Linked DNA regions of Homo sapiens: region 2 is linked to region 1. A link is a contact called in ENCODE Hi-C or POLR2A ChIA-PET data. All regions are on one chromosome and are shown on one strand. The core of a region is the stretch at or near the end of the contact, and the rest is flanking DNA. Distances in the headings are between cores, read along the strand shown. Region 1 has its middle 37 kb from the start of CFAP300. Region 2 overlaps LOC102723838 (a long non-coding RNA gene).

The links. Hi-C counts contacts between places; a loop is a spot of excess contacts on that map. ChIA-PET counts read pairs that join two places held with the same protein, here RNA polymerase II (POLR2A). Pooled maps may share reads with other maps.
Region 2: a loop to region 1 is called in a map of mammary epithelial cell, with 4 times the contacts of the local background. The contact joins two enhancer-like sites. A Hi-C loop is called at or near these places in 2 of 168 maps with a recorded cell type or tissue (HCT116 and mammary epithelial cell) and 4 of 50 pooled maps. POLR2A ChIA-PET finds 5 or more read pairs at or near these places in 1 of 52 experiments (WTC11).

What each region holds. Positions count from the first base shown.
Region 1 is chr11:102,006,745-102,013,266 of GRCh38, forward strand. No RefSeq gene overlaps it. Among named protein-coding and RNA genes, the nearest start is that of CFAP300, 37 kb to the right of the region's middle. RefSeq lists enhancers at 3,267-3,893, 4,179-5,378. Within about 2 kb of position 4,512, at least 6 of the 41 ENCODE cell types and tissues checked have a DNase peak (open chromatin) inside an H3K27ac peak, as active enhancers do.
Region 2 is chr11:102,489,775-102,496,593 of GRCh38, forward strand. It overlaps LOC102723838 (a long non-coding RNA gene), which reads left to right. Exons shown (of 3, transcript NR_135076.1): 2 at 4,006-4,090. Among named protein-coding and RNA genes, the nearest start is that of MMP7, 38 kb to the right of the region's middle. Within about 2 kb of position 5,144, at least 2 of the 41 ENCODE cell types and tissues checked have a DNase peak (open chromatin) inside an H3K27ac peak, as active enhancers do.

The sequences.
Region 1 (6,522 bases), core at 3,262-5,761:
ACTGCAACCTCCACCTGCCGGTTTCAAGCAATTCTCCTGCCTCAGCCTCCATAGTAGCTAGGATTACAGGCATTCACCACCACACCTGGCTAATTTTATATTTTTAGTAGAGATGGGGTTTCACCATGTTGGCCAGGCCGGTCTCGAACTCCTGTCCTCAGGTGATCTGTCTGCCTTGGCCTCCCTAAGTGCTGGGATTACAGGTGTGAGCCACCGCACCCGGCTGGCACCCTGTCTTCTTAATACCAAAGGTGTCAGCATCATTAGCTGCTAGCCAAATGGCAAACAAAACCACTTTACCTACTTGGCCAAGTAAATATTGCGAAAGTAAGGAAGGGATGGAAAAATAAAGGTTATTTAGTCTTAGCTATTGTATTCCTAAAGTAAATATAATCTTGCAAGTCATCATGGGGAAAATAACTAGGGAAACCTAAATTATCCTCCAAAATTCCCTTTGCCTTTCATATTCAATAAAGCCTAACCCTCCCTCACCATCAATAAGTCAGTCTGTCTTTGGTTTGCTTTGGCGGTTGAATAGCTGCTACGTTAGTGGCATATACAAAATGAGAGGGTAGAAGATCAATAGAGAGATTATGTAAGAAAGAAATTCATTACAGTATCTCTTTATAGCACTTCTATTTGCTTATTGACTAAATATTTATGTTAAGCACTGTCTATGTGCCAGGCACTATACCCCAGCTACAGAAAAAAAAAAAAAAAAAAAATGAATGATATATTCCCTGCCCTCCAGTAGTTCAGTTTCCTGGGGGAATGAGACATAAGTAATCAACTGTAATAGGGCTGAACTTGACCCTAAAGGAGTCAAGTGGAGAAAGCACATATTTTTTTCTGTCTGGGAAAGTCAGGATATTGGGGCTTAAAGTATAAGTTGCGGTTCACCAGGCAGAGAGGGACACAAAAAATATTCCAGGAAGACAGAACAGTATGTTCAAGGTGACTACAAGTAGCTCAGCATGATTGCAGTTCAGGTTGCAAGTTGGGGAGTGGCAGGATATGAGGCTGGAAAGGCAAACATAAGCCCAAATGACATGCATAACTGCCTTGTAATATCACACTTACCTTCTCACTGCATTCTAGAACATGTCTTATTCATCAATGTCTCCCTAACTCAATGTGTGCCATGTAATAGGTCCTCAAATAACAGTACATTAACAGCCCGACAATCTTTTTAAATGTAATTTTATGTCTATCATAATCAGTTGTAAAACTAGGTCAACTTGTATTAAGCTGTTAGTTGGCCTTTTTTAAAACTAATGTAATGACTGCCCTCTAGTGGTTATAAAACAATAAACTTTTCTATCAGTCAATGCCAGTAGCTTTCACTCTTTCCAGTAAGAAAACTTAACTAAGGCATGCCCTTTGATATTTTTATATTCTATTGTATTTTATTTTAAAAAAATGTTGGTTACAAGGAATAATATATCTTCACCCACTAATAGCTTGCCATCCAGTTTGACAACGAGTGTTCTCTGAGAACACTTGGTTTAATATATTAACTATGTCATATAGACTATGGTTTATGATTTAATTTATTCTGAAAGTAGATATGATTTAACGTTTTCTGAAATAGTAGGCTGCTTAAGTTTAACAATACAGATAATATAAATAATACAAATAAAATTCCCCATACACTAATACTAATCATACCTACCAAATATATTATCTTTTCTATTAGTAACTTACATACATTTCACATGTATTACCTCAAAAAAGTCTCTACTACAAATCTGTGTTTACTTTCATTCTTCAGAGTTGCAGACTGAATTTCCTCAGTCATAACAAGACTTACAATAAAGTTATGAAATATAGCTTATTGCTATAATAGGAAAAATAAGAAAACATTCTATAAGGTGATAAACAGGGAAACTGTTAAATTATGGTACATTTATATGATGACTATTACACAGCCATTAAAATTATATTTTCAAAGAATATTTAATGAATTAAAGAAATAACAATGATTCGTTGCTAAGTGGAAAGAGAGGGACCTGGAGCTATACTTAGAGTGTCTCAACCATGGGAGGAAATAAACACATCAAGAAAGAAAAGCCAGGAAATTAATGCAATCAAATATCAGGAGTGGTTTCTCTGCAATCAGATTCCAGGTGATTTTCATTTTTTCTTAATACTTTTTTTTTATATTTTTCACACTATCTACATTGTGCATGTGTAACTTCAGAGAAGTCCAAAAAAATTAAAAGCAAATGAAATTGTCTCCTTTGATAAAAGTGTACACATGAAAGAGAAAGAATGCCCCTCAAAGTCTGCCTTTCCAGATGTCCTGTGTAGCTGAATTACAGACCCTGTAACAGATTTTCTATACTGGAGGATGAGTTTGCTTGTCACAAAAGCATCTTCCAGGGTATTCCTTATCTACAAATATTCGTAAAAGGAGGCCTGGACCTTCAGAATCAGAAGATGAGTAGGTATAATTTTGTGTTATCTCCTGTATATAAGTATCAGTCAAAACAAACTCTCCAAGAACTTTATCTTGGAAAGGTTACATCAGTCTGAGTTTTGTTCCATTGGATGGCCCTTTTTTTTTTTAATTTTTTTAAAGAGATGGGGTCTTGCCATGTTGCCCAGGCTAGTCTCAAACTCCTGGGCTCAAGCAATCTTCCTGCCATCCAGGCCAGGCACAGTGGCACTTTTGACTGCAAAGTATGAAAGCACTAAGAGTATTGCTCTACAGAATGGTAAATATGATATGCAATTTTAAATTAATTTATATTAAAAGGTTGCCAAAGTTATCAATGTTGCTTATATTTCCTAAAATGGATTATGACCTAAACAATATTTATGAACACCTAAAACTCATTAAAAATCTCTTTTCCATTTTTAATATTTTATCCTCATATTTTATTGTATATGCAGTCGTTGTCATAATGCCTTTCTTCCAGAGATTTTTTACAATGCCTTTTTTTAAAGATTAAGTAGAAAACTTTCCAAGAATTTCAAATAATTTTAAAGAAAGAAATTTATACATCAGCCACTCCATCTAACTCTTCATATTAAAGATGAAATCCAAGTACTTTTTAAATGACATTAGTTAAAGCTTCCAATGTCCACGGAAATAAAACTAGTATTTTGCCTTTTTGGTTTCTCCAGCCCAGCAAAGAAAGAATGAAAAAAATATTTGCAGAAAGTGAGAACTTTGTAAGTTACTGCATTGATCAGAAATCAATTCAAAGCTATGTAATACGTATTCACTCAATACAACTTTACTGAGTACCTCTTAAATCATCTCTATGCTTGGGACCAGGGACTCCAATAGAGATCAAATACAATCCCACTAATCAAAACATTTAGCCTATGAGATCTTAAAGACCGGCAAACAGGCAATTACAGCAAAGTGTGAGTGAACACAGATTATAATGAGATTGCCTAGAAGGGCCATCTAATCCAGGACTTGGGCTGTGAAGGCAGGCTTTCTGGAAAATGTGACTACCAAAGTGAGGGCTGAAGGATGGGTTAGACAAGCAAGGATGGAAGAGGATGTAATTTCAGGCATTAGAAACAGCATGTGTCAAACTCAGCCTGCTTTGCCCATACTTCATAAATCTCCAAATCAAACAGGGCTTTCAGGCAAGAGAGCAATTGGAAGCATTATTATACCTCTGCTCTTTCCTGAAGCCCTACTTAAATCACAAGGATTAAAAAGGACAGATAGCAGCCAGGCACGGTGGGTCATGCCTGTAATCTCAGCACTTTGGGAGGCTGAGGCAGACGGATCACCTGAAGTCAGGAGTTTGAGACCAGCCTGGCCAACCTAGTGAAACCCCGTCTCTACTGAAAATACAAAAAAATTATCCAGGCGTGGTGTCAGGCACCTGTAATCCCAGCTACTCGGGAGGCTGAGGCAGGAGATTCGGTTGGACCCGGAAGGCAGAGGTTGCAGTGAGCCGAGATCGCGCCACTGCACGACAGCCTGGGCGACAGAGTGAGACTCTGTCTCAAAAAAACAGAGAAAGAGATACCCTAGATGTCTCAATTGTTGTAAGTAATAATAAAATAAAAGGAGGGAGTACAAGACAAAGAGAAAACAAGGGAAGACAGCGCCAAAACTTGGAAGGTTAGAAAGCAGGTGATGAAGTGGTAACTGATTTAGATAATCAAAGAAAGCTAAAACCTATGCTGGCAGTAGGGGAAGCCTAAAGCAAGCCAGTCTTTCCTGCAAAACCAGAAAGGCCCAGGTTTGAAAGTCATCCGGTAGTTCTGCAAACTGGGGGTAAAGGTAAGACTGAAACAGTAATGATTAGTTGGAAGTCTGTTAGACAAACAGTTAAACCCCAGATCCAAATGTCATGCAAGACAGCTGGACCACTCTCCTTCTTTTGCCAAAGCAGGAACATTTAACTTTAAAACTATGAATAAACGAGAATTTCTTTAACCCATTAGAAGGCATTTAGTGGTTGCTGAGGGCTTGCTGCTGAGATAGTCCCGTCAGGACCTGAGGAGTCTTTCCCCAGCTGACAGGAATGTCGGCGGCTGACAGCTCTCAGCTGAGTCACTCTCCAGGCATTTCCCGCAGGCCAAGAGACTCCTCACACGGGGCCACACCCAGTCCCTGAGGGCCGCCCTTATCCAATGCCTGGTTGATGTGGGGCATGAAGTCCTGGCCCCTTTGCCTCAAGGTAGGTCCGTTTTGAAAGGCACGACTGCACACCAGCAAGAAACGACCAAAAAAAAAAATTTGTAACTTTTTAAAAGATACCATTTACAAAAATAACCAAATTTAAAATGCCAACTCTGAATCTTTAAAAAGATATGCAAGCCTTTTCTGGAAAAAAGATTAAAATATTGAAAGACATTTTAAAAGATTTAAATAAATGGATGTATATACCATATCCTTGGATTTGAAAACTCAATATCATGTCAGTTCCTCCCATTGATATTAAACATTCAATGCAATTCCAACTAAAACACTCAAGGCCTGTTTGTGGAATTTGACAAGATGATCTAAAAATTTATGTGAAAGAGGAAAGAACAAGAATAGCCCAGATACACCTGTGTCCGAAGACTAACGTGGAGGTACTTGCCCTATCAAATAACAAGACTTTTTGTTTTTCTCTCCTTTTTTTGACACAGAATCTTGCTCTGTCACCCACGCTGGAGTGCAGTGGCACTATCTCAGCTCACTGCAACCTCCACCTCCCGGGTTCGAGTGATTTTCCTGCCTCAGCCACCCAAGTAGCTGGGATTATAGGCATGCACCACCACGCCAGGCTAATTTTTGTATTTTTAGTGGAAACAGCATTTTGCCATGTTGGCCAGGCTGGTCTCAAACTTCTGGCCTCAAGTGATCCATCAACCTCAGCCTCCCAAAGTGTTGGGATTACAGGCGTGAGCCATGGCACCCAGCAAAAGCTCTTATAATTAAGATAATGTGGTACTGGCACAAGATACATATAAAAATCAATAAAGTACATATTAAAAATCAAAATACATATAAAAATAAATAAAAACTCTTGCAAATAAACCTGATTTACAGCAAAGCAGGCGTTGTATCAAGCTACAATAGCTATGGTAGTTATGAACACGCACCGCTCAGATTTCCTTTCAAGAGATAACCTGCGCAAAAGAGACTGTTGGCTGACAGCCCCTACCTGCTGTACCTCCTGCATCCACCATGGTGTTCACATCAATGCCTTTCTCCCCGCAGACTGTTCCCAGTGACTGAACATTGTGGAAGACTGTGGAAAATTGTGGGTGTCCCAGAAACAGACAATTCTTAACCAGTGAGGGACTTCTCTGGTGGATAGTCTTTACATATGGGTGCCTCAATAGGCCTGGGCAAGACTTCCTTTTTCAGAGCTACTTCTTCCTTCCCATGCTCTTTTCACATGTGTCAGACACACATCATAACATCATAACCTTTATCCTTCACAGGTGTTTCTTCCCAATAAATCTCATACACCTCTAATTCCATCTTGAGATCTGCTTTTCAGAGGAACTTAACTGACATAGTTGGTACCAGGAACAGTCCAAGAAAGCAGGCTAAAAGGTGGAGATTGGGGATGGAATCACTGAATGGCAAGGAAAACCCCATGCTGAGTGGAGAGTGGGTCACAGATTGTCCCTGGCTCAAGGTAGTGGCTCGACTGCCACTATTTCACAGGTGATGACCTGGGGAAACATTCCCTGAGAAAAACAGGCTTGCCAATTCAAGAATCCAGGCATTTAAAAGATGCAGTGGGACTAACACCTGCAAAGACAGTAGCTAGTTATTACTAAGTTGAATTGAAAACCTTCAGAGTGATGAGAAACTGAGAGCAGTTAACAACTAAAGGTTAAGTATGAGAGCCAGGATGCACTTGCGGTGGTATTGCTTACAAAGAGATCCTTATCACCCTGCAGTGGAAGAGAGCTCAGCTGCGGGGCAATCATAGGACTTAGAATAAGGAGCTGCAGAGGCATTTATCAGGCAAGGCAGATCTGTCACAAAAAGACCAGAGCCCTGAAACATCTGGGTGGGTAGCCCCAAGAATTCCTGGTCACTGG
Region 2 (6,819 bases), core at 3,894-6,393, 480 kb after region 1:
GAATTTTTGCTTTAATCTGTGAATTGTTGCGGATGCCCACGGCTGAAATTAACTAACTTTTAAAAATAATTAGTCAGTTTACTTGCTTTATTTCATTTGTTCTTCAAACTACCCAGGAAGGTAAATGTCACAGTTTCCATTCTGCTGATGGGAAACCTGAAACTCAGAGAGGCCAGGGGAATTTATCACAGTAATAGAGCAAGTATGTGACATCAAATCCATGTCAGTTATTGTAGGTTTACCCTAGCGGATAATTTATTGTCCAATAGTGATATTTCGAGAATGAAAGGGGCAACTATTAATAATTATCTCAGGACTATAAGTAAAACCAGAGTTTTCCTGTGTGGTCAGTCAACTTGGCTATTTTTTTATTTGTATTAACTTTTTAAAGAACAAATTGTAATCTTTGTAATCATTTCAACTTTTAAAAATTCCCCAGCATGGCCGACATTGCAAAACCCTGTCTCTACTAAAAATACAAAAATTAGCCGGGCGTTGTGGTGCATGCCAGTAGTCCCAGCTACTCAGGAGGCTGAGGCAGGAGAATTGCTTGAACCCAGGAGGTGGAGGTTGCAATGAACTGAGATCATGCCACTGCACTCCAGCCTGGGCAACAGAGCGAGACTCTGCCAAAAAAAAAAAAAAAAGACTTCTAATTCCTTTTATGAAGCCAATATAACCCTAATATCAAAACTTGATAAGAGTAGTGCAATAAAGTAGATTACAGATAGTTCTCACTTCTGAACAGAAATGCAAGAATACTAATATGCATTAGGTAACTGAATTTGGTAATTACTAAAATAATATATCATGATTTAAAAATATAGCATACCATGACCAGTTATAGTTAATTCTTAGGACCGCAAGGAGATAATTCTACATTTGAAAAATTTATTAATGTGATTTCCCATATTAAGAAACCAAAGAAAGAAATACCTAGAACATTTCAACAGAGCATAAAAAGCATTCCATAAGGTGCTATATTTATTTACAATTTAAATTAGCAGAAAACTAGGAACAGAAAGAAATTTCCTTAATGTGATAAAAAGGTATTTACTGTTTACCTGGAAAATCTTGAAAAATGTTTGCTTTAAAATTAGGGATAATTCAAGAATACTGGCTATCATAATGTTCTGCCTCACACTGGAGGCTCAGGCCAATGTAATAACATGACATAGAACACTAAGAAATATAACGATTGGATTGGAGGAAATAAAATTGTCATTTCCAAGTGTTATGACTGCTATGACTATTTACATAGAAAATTAAAGTAAATCAATAAACTCTTAGAAGTAATAAGAAGCTTGGGGATTGCAAGATCAATATACAAAAGTCAGCAACATTTTTCAGTACTAGAAATAATAAAATTAAAAAGATAATAGAAAAGAAGATACTGTCTAAAACAATCCCAAATCCCGGTAAAATATCAAGACTTAATAGACAAAAACTCACAAGACTACCACAGAAGAACATTTTGAAACTCTACCAAAGGGCAAAAAGAAACCTGAATTAATAATCAGAAAAATCATCTTCATGAATGAGGCAGCAGTATTTAAGGATAACCATTTTCCCTCAATTTAGGACAATTCCAAGCAAAATTATAGCTACTTTAGGGAGAATGTGCCTTCTCATATTTTGAACGAACCCTCCATTGAGTAAGTCTTGATAGAGGGCAGAGCCCTGCCTCTCTCTGTGGAAGTAGGAGAAGAATCAGAACCTTCTTTCTCTCTGGAGACTAGGATATGAGTATGTAATCCTAACTTGGACATAACATTCTCCTTTCTGGAACTCTGAAGCTTGTGTGAGTGGTAGGGTGATGCAGGGACGGTTTGCAAGAACATTCTCTGTGGCAGCATCCTGGTGGTGTCCTAACCAGGCTCTCTGCAGCAGTGTAGCCTTCTCTGTTGTCAAGCCTCCCATGGTTCCTGCCCATTTTCTGAGCCTGTTTCTCTAATCTTCTTTCTGATTTTTGAGCTCTCTGATATCTTTCCCAATAAAATTCATTTCTGTATTAATTTGGAATCAGTTTCTGTTCCTTACAATCAATAACTTGGAACTGGGAATGTTTACAAAATGATTCTGAAATTCATGTAAAAGTATACATGTCCATGAGTAAATTAAGACCAGGGATTGGTCAACTTTTTCTACAAAAGACTGGATATTAAACATTTTAATCTTTGGTGGCTGGATGCAACTACCCAATTTGGCTGTTGCAGTGTTCAAAAGAAGCAAATTAGAGTAGTGGTGTTTTAATAAAACTTACTAAAATAGTTAGTGAATAGGGTTGGGCCCATGAACCCTAATTCCCTAACCCCTGCCTAAGACAATCAGAAAAAAAAAAAAAAGAAAAAGAGGGGACAGCCCCTTTCCACCAGATATTTAAACATATTACTCAGCCGTAGTAGGTAAACCAATGTGGTACTGGTACAGGAACATACGAATAGACCAGAATAGAACCCAGAAACAGGCACATGAGAATTTGGTCTATTTTGGAGAAAAAATTAGTTTTTATGGAAAAATAAAAATTAGATTCCTACCTAAGGGAGAGATGTAAAAATAAGTAAGGACTTAAATATGAAAGATTGTAACTGCTAGAAAAAAATATATAGGTCGGGCATGGTAGCCCATGCTTGTAATCCTAGCACTTTGGGAGGCTAGGTGAGAGGATTGCTTGAGCTCAGGAGTTCAAGACCAACCTGGGCAACATAATAAGACCCCGTCTCTACAGAAAATACAAAAATTCGTTGGGTGTTGTGGCATGTGTCTGTGGTCCCAGCTACTCAGGAGGCTGAGGTGGGAAGATCACTTGAGCCTGGGAAGTTGAGGCAACAGTGAGGCTGCACTGCACTCCAGACTGGGTGACAGAGCAAGACCCTGTCTCAACAACTAAAAATAAAACATAGAATATCTTTAGGATTTTGGAGTAGAGAAGAATTATGATCATCAGGCCAGTATTAAAATATTTTGCATTTTCTGAGGACACATCAGAGAAAGTGATTGGGTTATGAGGACAAATTTGCCTAGAGCTCAATTCTGTGTTGTTATTTCAGGTAAGCATAGTCTTTCTTCAAAGAACCAAGGACTAGCCGAGTGTGGTTTCGTCTCTACTAAAAAAAGAACCAAGGACTGGTTATTTGTTGGTGGCTGAATGATTGGTTTGTGAAAAGACAGGAAACCCAGGCTGAATAGGGAATGGTGGTCTGGTCTTTGTGTTGACAACAATTAATAGGAAAACCCCAAGAGGCAGAATTTGGAGCCAAAAGGCAGTACGGGGCCCTGATGGATGATTCTATATGAAAATAGATTGTCCCTGAACATGGCTATCAGGGACAATCACGAGGCAAATGACTAAGTCCAGACACAAAGTCAGATATCCAGTAATTGTTGTTTGTTTTTGTTTTCTATATGTATATGTCCTTAAGATTATCTTATCGGAGAGGCAATTATTATTATTATTTTATTTTTTCGGGACAGAATCTGGCTCTGTTGCCCAGGCTGGAGTGCAGTGGCACGATCTTGGCTCACTGCAACCTCCACCTCCTGGGTTCAAGCAATTCTCCTGCCTCAGCCTCCCGAGTAGCTGGGATTAGAGTCACCTGCCACCACCTAATTTTTTAGGCTAATTTATTTTAGTATTTTTTTTCTTTTTTAATAAAGATGGGGCTTCACCATGTTGGTAAGGCTGGTCTCGAACTCCTGACCTCAGGTGATCCACCCACCTCGGCTTCCCAAAGTGTTGGGATTACAGGCGTGAGCCACTGCGCCTGGGGAGGCAATTAAAAAGACTTTGGAAACATACAAATATAGCTTCAAATGCAAGTGCTGTCACATCCCAGCCGTGAGAATTTCCTAATTTATGAAATGAATAAAATAATACCTACTTTTCAGGGTTGCTGTAGTGATCAGAATGTAGGTATGTAGGGTGGATTAGGGATGGCTGCACATTCTTTGTTATGTACTCACATTGAGAAATGGAGTTTAATAATTAAGTGCCTTATTCAACAGGTATTTAACGGGTGCTTACTCTGTGTCATGTGCCCTTCTTGCTGCTGAACAAAGTGGATAAATTCCTTGCCTGAAAGTAATTAAGGTAATACCTTTTAATCATTGTTGGTGATGTAATGGTTATTAAGATAACCAGAATATCGGGGTTTACCTAAAAAGACCTAATTGTCTGATATGGACACGTAAGAAATGAAGTTCAAAGGAAATCTGTCCTAAGTAAATTATAATTAACATCTAAGTATTAATCGTTAACAAGCTGAATAGACACCATATAGCTATTTCAAATTTAAATTAGCCTCTATCTTACCTATTATTTTTAATTTCTACCACTACCTTCTGGAAGCTGTGTAAATGAAAATCCTAACTGAGTAAGTTAACACAAATAAATACCACTTATCCATTCATTCATTCAACCGATCATTCAACAAATATTTTATTTTATTTATTTATTTTTTGAGGCAGAGTCTCACTCTGTCGCCGGTGTGCATCACCACACCCAGTTAATTTTTTGTATTTTTAGTAGAGATGGGGTTTCGCTATGTTGGCCAGGCTGGTCTCAAACTCCCGGTTTTAAGTGATCCACCCACCTTGACCAAAGTGCTGGAATTACAGGCGTGAGTCACAGCGCCTGGCTTCAACAAATATTTGTTGGACAACTTTTATGTGCTAAACTGTGCTAACCATTGTTTCTCTGAATGATTCAGACATAGACTCTGCTTTTTCTGCCAAGAACTCCACTTTTCATATCAAAATTATGGTAGAGGAGGAAAAACTTGAAAAAAAAGTGCTAGGTTAATCATATCTTTTATAACTGAATGATTTCTTAGATTAAGATATTTTAATCTATTTACTTTGAGGTAGATTGATCCCTGAATGACATAGTCTAGTTACTGATAACTAAAAAAGTACAATTAGGTGTTAAGTTTGAATAGAATTTCAATCCATTATTTAGGGTTCCTAAATTTTTCTATATACTGTAGTTGCTTGGTTTTATTCAGGGCTAGGGAAATTTGCTAATTTGAGAGGCAAGACAAAAAAGCCTGTCAAATGCATTTGTATTATGCCAAAGTAGTTCTCAAGGTATCTTTCAAGTGAATGTTTAGCACATATGCGTGCACACAAAACAAACTTGATGTTCACCATTATCAACGACTAGGATGGCAAATCCACTCTTGCTTTGTAACCAAGGAAAGTCACTGCTGCATGGTCGTAACGTGCTTAGTCTTTATGAAGATGCCTCAGCAAAAGATGACAGGGATATAAGACTGAGTTATTCCTTTGAAGTTTAACTCATTATCCTTTGGTAATCATAACTCCATGTTTTTTACCTCCCCAGTTAAAGTTCCAAAAGGCAACAGTAGGTCACAGCAGCCCCTTAGTCGGAGGTTAGGCTCAGGTGCAATTTACTCTCCTCTGTATGCTTGCTAGTAACCAAAGGAGTAACAGTTTCGCACACCAAAAATGATCAGAGTCAGTGGCCAGGGTTTACGTTTCATGACAGCCTTCTATACTTGTAGGAAATACAGACTTTACCGTTAAAGAAACTAATGTGGTCACCAGGGTCATGGTCTTTAGATTCACGTCATCTGGAGTGTAAAGCACTAGATCTGAATTCCCTTTTTGTTGATTGGGGCATTGACAATTGAACTGTAATGACAAAAGAGGGTATAAACTAGAACGTATGTTTGCTGATCCATACAGCATTTTTGTGGTAGCAAGTATTCTTTTGGTTAGAATTAATACATCTCTTCTGGTTTGAATGATAGTCTCCTGAAGTTGATGAAACTTAGTGGTTTCATAAGAGAAAGGGTGCCCTCATGTGGCGATTTAGAAACATAACAGCAAATTCTTTGGCATTCCCGGCTTCAAGGAGGAGGTGTATATTGCCTCATTTTAACTCTGGTTGTGTTTCTGATTACTTTTATCAGAAGAGTATGGCAGAAGTGAGGTTATATGACTTCTATGGCTAGATCTTAAAAGTCATACAGCCTCCATGGTGGAGAAGATGCCATGAGCAGGCAGTATGGTTGACAGTCCCAGCTGAGCCCAGATTTCCAATTATCTCCAGCAACGCAGCAGACGTGTGATTGAAGCCATCCCAGCCCCTCCCAACCAGCCCATCGGCCCCACAGAACAAAAGGATCACCTAGGGCAGCCTTGCCTGAACTCCTGGCCTACCAAATCATGAGACATAATAAAATGATTGTTGTTTTGAGCTACGGTTTAGGGTTCTTTTTATGCAATGTTCGATAACTGGACACTCCTTCTGTTAATTCAAGTTCTCTAAAAGCTGATACCAAGAGGATCGGATTCGACATAAAAGAGGTTTTTGGGGAAACACCTGTGAAGGATAACGGGTGAAGGAGTGGACTAGGTAGGGAGAGCTTTCAGACTCTGATGCAGGTCTGGAATCTGAAGGAAGAAAGATTAGGCAAGAAGAGTCTTAGGCTATCTCACAAGAAAATAAAGTATTTCCAGGCTGTGGTGGTGGGGGGGGAGGTCCTCAAGCCTGTTAGAAAGATTCTGCTTATCCCAAACACTTTATGTCAAACTGGAGTTTTGGACCTGTGTGCGGCATGCTAGAATTGATAGAATGTAGCTTAGAAACTCACGAAAACAACTTACAGAATCCCACGCCGGGCGCGGTGGCTCACGCCTGTAATCCCAGCACTTTGGGAAGCTGAGGTGGGCGTATCACCTGAGGTTGGGAGTTTCAGACCAGCCTGACTAACACGGAGAAACCCCGCCTCTACTAAAAATACAAAATTAGCTGGGTGTGGTGGCACGTGCCTGTAATCCCAGCTTACTCCGGAG